Regions from separate parts of the Homo sapiens genome. Here region 2 is linked to region 1. A link is a contact called in ENCODE Hi-C data. All regions are on one chromosome and are shown on one strand. Each heading gives the region's core, a stretch centred on a gene start or an enhancer-like site at or near the end of the contact. The rest is flanking DNA. Distances are from core to core; before and after follow the strand shown. Region 1 has its middle 44 kb from the start of HOMER3. Region 2 overlaps CRTC1 (CREB regulated transcription coactivator 1).

Region 1 (2,700 bases), core at 42-2,541:
TAGCCTCGAGATTTCAGCTTCCACGCCTTCATGACTTGCTTTTGCCAGGAGGAAAGCAAACCTTAAGAATTTGAATCCTCAGTCCTAACATGTCCTCTCTGTGCTGTGTAACCTGGGGCGGGTGATCCACATCTCTGAGTGTCAGCTTCCTCATTTGCAAATGGGGAGAACAGTAGCATCTACAGAAGGGTTCTTAGGAGCAGCACCCGCATGCTGTGAACTCAGACATCGCTGATCTGTTTCCATTGTTCTGTGTCAGTGGACCCAGTCCTTGAGGCATCCCATTGGCTGACTCCTCCTCCTTAAAACAAAGGCCAGGCGTGGTGGCTCACGCCTGTAATCCCAGCACTTTGGGAGGCCGAGGCAGGCAGATCACCTGAGGTCAGGAGTTCGAGACCAGCCTGGCCAACATGGTGAAACCTCGTCTCTACTAAAAATGCAAAAATTAGCTGGGTGTGGTGGTGCATGCCTGTAATCCCAGCTATTCCGGAGGCCGAAGCAGGAGAATCGCGTGAATCCAGGAGGCGGGGGTTGCAGTGAGCCGAGATCGCACCACTGTACTCCAGCCTGGGCTACAAAAGCAAAACTCTATCTATAAATAAATAAATGAAGTTTCCTGAGTCCTTACCTAGACCCCATGACATGATGAAAGGGCCTTGACTCCAGTGTCCTGGTCACAACGAGTGACTTTGGAAAATTCACTTCACTCCCTGAGGCCCCAGCATGCTCATCTTAAAATAAAGATGTTCCAAGCTGGGCGTGGTGGCTCACACCTGCAATCCCAGCACTTTAGGAGGGAGAGGAAAGAGCACTGCTTGAGGCCAGGAATTCAAGGCCAGCCTGGGCAACGTAACAAGACCCCATCTCTATTAAAAAAAAAAGAAACCCTAGCCGGGCATGGTGGCACATGCCTGTAGTCCCACCTACTTGGGAGGCTGAGGAGGAAGGATCACTTGAGCCCGGGAGGTCAAGGCTGCAGTGAGCTGTGATTGTACCACTGCACTCCAGCCTGGGTGACAGAGTATGACCTTGTCTCAAAAAAAATAAATCCATTTGCAAAGTGTAGCATCATTTTTGTAAAAATCTTGTAAAATGTAGACAAGCCCCCCGTATATGGCAATGTTGGGCTGTGTTTCAGCACAAAGATGGGTCTACTCCAAACCGGCCACGTGGTAGGGAAGCGTGTGGGGTCCGGGCAGGGGTGCCACCCCCCACCAACACCCAGCCATGTGCCTCCTTACAACCAGTTTGAAAGGAAAATCCACTGAAGAATGTTTAGAGGAAGTAAAAACAGCAAAGCACTTGCTGGCAGCAATTGTCGGCCTTTGTTTCGGAGGCAGCTGTGGTCTTAGGAGAAAAAAGGATCAGATTTGAACCAAGACAGTTTCTTCCTGTGTCAAATGGGGAAATAAGCCTGGCTTCCTCCCAGGGCCATTGTTCAAAGGCTGCTGTGAAAAACCCTCTGACATCTCCTTGGCAGAGGCTCTGATCGGCTTTTTACATCTTGTCTGTTCACTCATTCATTCATTCATTCATTCACCACACATTTTTATTTGTTGGTTTTCGTTTTGAGACAGGGTCTTACTCTGTCGCCCAGGCTGGAGTGTAGTGGTGCCATCTCGGCTTACTGCAACCTCCACCTCCAAGATTCACGCAATCCTCCCACCTCAGCCTCCTGAGTAGCCGGGACTATGGGCACGCGCCACCATGCCCAGCTAATTTTTGTATTTTTTAGTAGAGAGGGGCTTTTGTCATGGTGCGGTGGCTCATGCTTGTAATCCCAGCACTTTGGGAGGCCAAGGCAGACGGATCGCTTGAGGTCAGGAGTTTGAGACCAGCCTGGGCAAGACGGCAAAATTCCGTTTGTACTAAAAATACAAAAATTAGCCAGGCATGGTGGTACACACACATAGTTCCAGCTACTCGGGAGGCTGAGGCGAGAAGATCACTTGAACCCGGAAAGTGGAGGTTGCAGCGAGCCGGGATGGCGTCACTGCACTCCAGCCTGAGTGACAGAGTAAGACTCTGTCTCAAAAACAAACAAAAAATTTATCATCATTATCATTATTATTTTTAAGACGGCATCTCACTCTGTAGCCCAGGCTGGAGTACAGTGGCATGATCATAGCTCTCTGCAGCCTTGACCTCCTGGGCTGAAATGATCCTCCAGCCTTAGCCTCCTGAGTAGCTGGGACTACAGGCATGTATCACCATGCCTGGCCTGATTTACACCTTTTAAAAGAGCAGTCTGGAAGGGCAGGGCAGGAATGAAAGCAATTCTGAACTGTTCCATCTATACCCCTCGGTTCCAGCCCCATTTAATGGCAGGCACCTGTGCAGGGTATCAGGGCTACCCTGGGCTGCTGGAGCACCCTTTGCCTGAATGCCCACTGGAACCAGAAGTGCCTGGAATTGACATTCCCCAGGGTAACCCTGACAGCTGACGAGGGTGGGGTGTGAATAACCTAGCCAAAAGACACAGAGACATAGACCCCGTGTGCTGGCCAGCTATTTGGTAAAACAACCATTCTCTGGCAGTTGTCTGAAATGTGGCCTTAGACAACGTTGTAGGCTCCGTCTCAGCCCCGAACCCCATGGAGGTCACTTGCAAGGAACCCAGAGCAAACCTGTCCTTTCTGGCTTGGACGTCCCACCTGCCTACTCTAGAGCCTTTGACAGTTTCCCTGTTTCAGTCCAGAG
Region 2 (2,700 bases), core at 55-2,554, 220 kb after region 1:
GCTGACTGTGTGCCCTGGGCAGGTCCCCTGGCTCTCTAAGCCCCTAAGTCTGCAGCCCAGCAGGTCTGGCCCACCTCTGGGGGTGGGGACTGAGTGAAGGCCATCTTGCTGGTAGCCCAGGCTCCCAGCATGGCGCAGTCACTATCCCTGCCCTGCTGCAGGACAAACCTGCCTGGGTTATGCCATCTGAGACCTGCAAGGGGCAGTCACTTCCTCCACCTGCTCGAGGGACGAAAGGCCCGGGCATCTCACTGCTATGACCCAGAACTTTCAGAGGCAGGTCGGGCCAGGCCAGGCCCCGGATTCAGACCACTCTCTTGTCCTAGCACGGCCCAGCCATGCTGTGTGCCTGCAGACAACTTGCCTGACCTGTCTGAGCCAGTCACTGAATGAGGCCCAGCCTGACCGGTCCAGGGCCTATAATTGCTGTCTCCCCCATGTCCTTGGTGGCGCCTTCTGGGCAGTTTGGGGTAGGGCTTGAGTCCAGGTGGGGCGGGGTGGGGTAGGGCGGGGGGTGGCGGTGAGCTCGCCTGCGTGGGTGATGGAGGTGCCAGCACTGTTACTTAGGGATGGCTGACTTGGGCCTTCCTGGAGTTGGAAAGGACAAAGGGATCAGAGGGAGATTCTCATTTGGGTGAGTCTGTGCAAAAACTCAAGAGTCCCCCCTCAACCCCAGGAGGCTAGAAGTCCTTGAAGTGGGGGCAGGAAGCCGTCTTTGTTGTGTGAGGGTGCTGGACATGGACAGCCTGACCCAAGAGCCCTAGAAGGGCCGTCCCTGCACCTGGCCCAGACACCCTGTGACTCCAAGAACCACCCAGCTCCAAGGCGAGGCCCCACCTTGGGAGCCTCCCCCAGGACCTGCTGTGTTTCCACCAAAGAAAGGACTTGGGCACTCTTCCACCCAGGGGCCGTGGGTGGTCCCCTCCGTGAGGTCAGAGCAGCTTGGGAACATGGGTGTCTACCCACAGGCTCACCTGCCTGCCCCACCCAGCTCAGGCGGCTGTTCTTTGCAGAGCACACAATGTTTGGAGGACATTTAGCCTGGGGCTGGCAGTCGGGGTCAAGTGGGAGGACTCATTGTGCCCGGAACACAAGTCCCTGTTTCCCTGGATGTGGCCCAATGCAGCTGTTTGCCACCCAGCCCGCGCCGCTGGAGCAAGCAGGTGGTCTGGACAGTCAGGAAGGTTTGTGGGTACAGGGTTAAAGCCCAGCCTTTGTCTGCCTGAGCCGGCCCTAGGCAGAAAAGTCCAATGGTCTGAGCTGCAGCCCCCAGCCCTGGGCCCCAGGCGCTGTGCCCAACGGGCTGCCGCCTCTTGGACTGGCCTCGTCTTTCCTTCTCTGATAAGCTCACGTCATCCCCGGCCCCCGGCCTGCGCCCTGGCCCTGAGAACGCCGTACTCTTCTTGCCTCCTAGGAAGCCTGGCTTCAGGTGGGAGGGGCCAGAGAGGCCAAGAAGGGGTGCTCGGCAGTTAAACATGGGGTGGCCCACCTTGGGTGGAATCTGGGGCCAGCCACCTGCTCGTGCCTCAGTTTCTCCATCTCTACAGGGAGTGACAGTCTCAGTTTGATTCCAAGGGGTAGCCCCGTGGAGAGGTGGGCCCAGGCAGCGTTCGCTGGGGTTCTGACCCCTGGCCCATGCAGCAGGTAACCCGACTGTTCTGCAGCCCCCGGGCTGTCCTCTACAAGACCCCCAGTCAGGCCCCGAGGGACCCCACCCTGGGCTTACCGAGGCGATGTCGATCCCCATCGATGGCTGGCCAGGGTTCTCTGGGGGGGACTGGGGGAGAGAGGACGGTACCGTGACTGCAAGCGGGGGCGGCTGTGGCCCACGAGTCAGGCTGGCGCTGGGCAACAGGGGGCCACCAGGGGGCAGGCGGACGGGCGCCTGTGGGGGTGGCGGGGGTGGTGGCTGCTGGGACGCGGGTGGAGGAGGCGGCGGGGGCTGGGGCTGCGGCGGTGGCTGCTGGGAGCCCGCCTGGGTGAAGAAGGCGTAGGGCAGCTGCTGCTCCAGAGACAGGGCGTCCATGGCTACAGCCTGCAGGAGAGGAGAGCGTCAGGCAGGGCGGGCCCTGGTTGTCAGCGCCTGGCCCCCTCGGGCCCCCATAGCCTGGCATGCTCAGCAGGCGAGGTGGAAGGGCCCTGTGATCACAGGCAGCCCCTGGGCTGGGTGCTCCTCACGATGAGGGAGCCCAGGCTAGAGAGGGTGGGCCTCACGCAGGGCCCCAAGGGGGTCAGCTGGAGCTGGGCAGGACCTGACCTCCTCCAGCTTGTTGTGCCTGCACCCGCACTACATGCCGTGCAGCTCAGGCCAGTCCACCAGCTGCAGGGCAAGCCCAGGATGGCCATCCCTGGTGGCTCAGTGAGCAGCCAGCTCCCAGCCCCTGTGGGTGCTGCGGGGAAACCTCAAGTGATCCACTGGCCTTGCCTTCCCAAACCCCCCCGCCCAAAGCCTTGCCCACTCTGGGGATGCTGGAGAGGCTGGGGTTGCTGGAGATACCAGCATGGCCCCTCACCAAGGGCTGGCTCAGGCCTTCGCAGAGCTGGAAAGAGGAAAATCAATAAGAGGGAAGTGTGTGACGTTCACTGTCTGTGTGGAAACTCACAGCCAGGGGCTACCAAGCTGACAGTCCTTGGGAAAGGTGGGGTCCCTGCCCTCTAAGAAAGGCTGAGCGTGCCCAGGAGCTATGGAACAAAAACCAC

The links. A loop is a pair of places that touch in the nucleus more often than their neighbours do. Pooled maps may share reads with other maps.
Region 2: a loop to region 1 is called in a map of K562, with 5 times the contacts of the local background. The contact joins two enhancer-like sites. A Hi-C loop is called at or near these places in 3 of 168 maps with a recorded cell type or tissue (K562, MCF 10A and mammary epithelial cell), 1 of 37 single-sample maps with no recorded cell type and 5 of 50 pooled maps.

Annotation. Positions count from the first base shown.
Region 1 is chr19:18,984,107-18,986,806 of GRCh38, reverse strand. No RefSeq gene overlaps it. Among named protein-coding and RNA genes, the nearest start is that of HOMER3, 44 kb to the right of the region's middle. Within about 2 kb of position 1,291, at least 6 of the 41 ENCODE cell types and tissues checked have a DNase peak (open chromatin) inside an H3K27ac peak, as active enhancers do.
Region 2 is chr19:18,767,820-18,770,519 of GRCh38, reverse strand. It overlaps CRTC1 (CREB regulated transcription coactivator 1), which reads right to left. Exons shown (of 14, transcript NM_015321.3): 10 at 1,727-2,035. Among named protein-coding and RNA genes, the nearest start is that of COMP, 22 kb to the left of the region's middle. RefSeq lists enhancers at 1,039-1,915, 1,916-2,700. Within about 2 kb of position 1,304, at least 2 of the 41 ENCODE cell types and tissues checked have a DNase peak (open chromatin) inside an H3K27ac peak, as active enhancers do.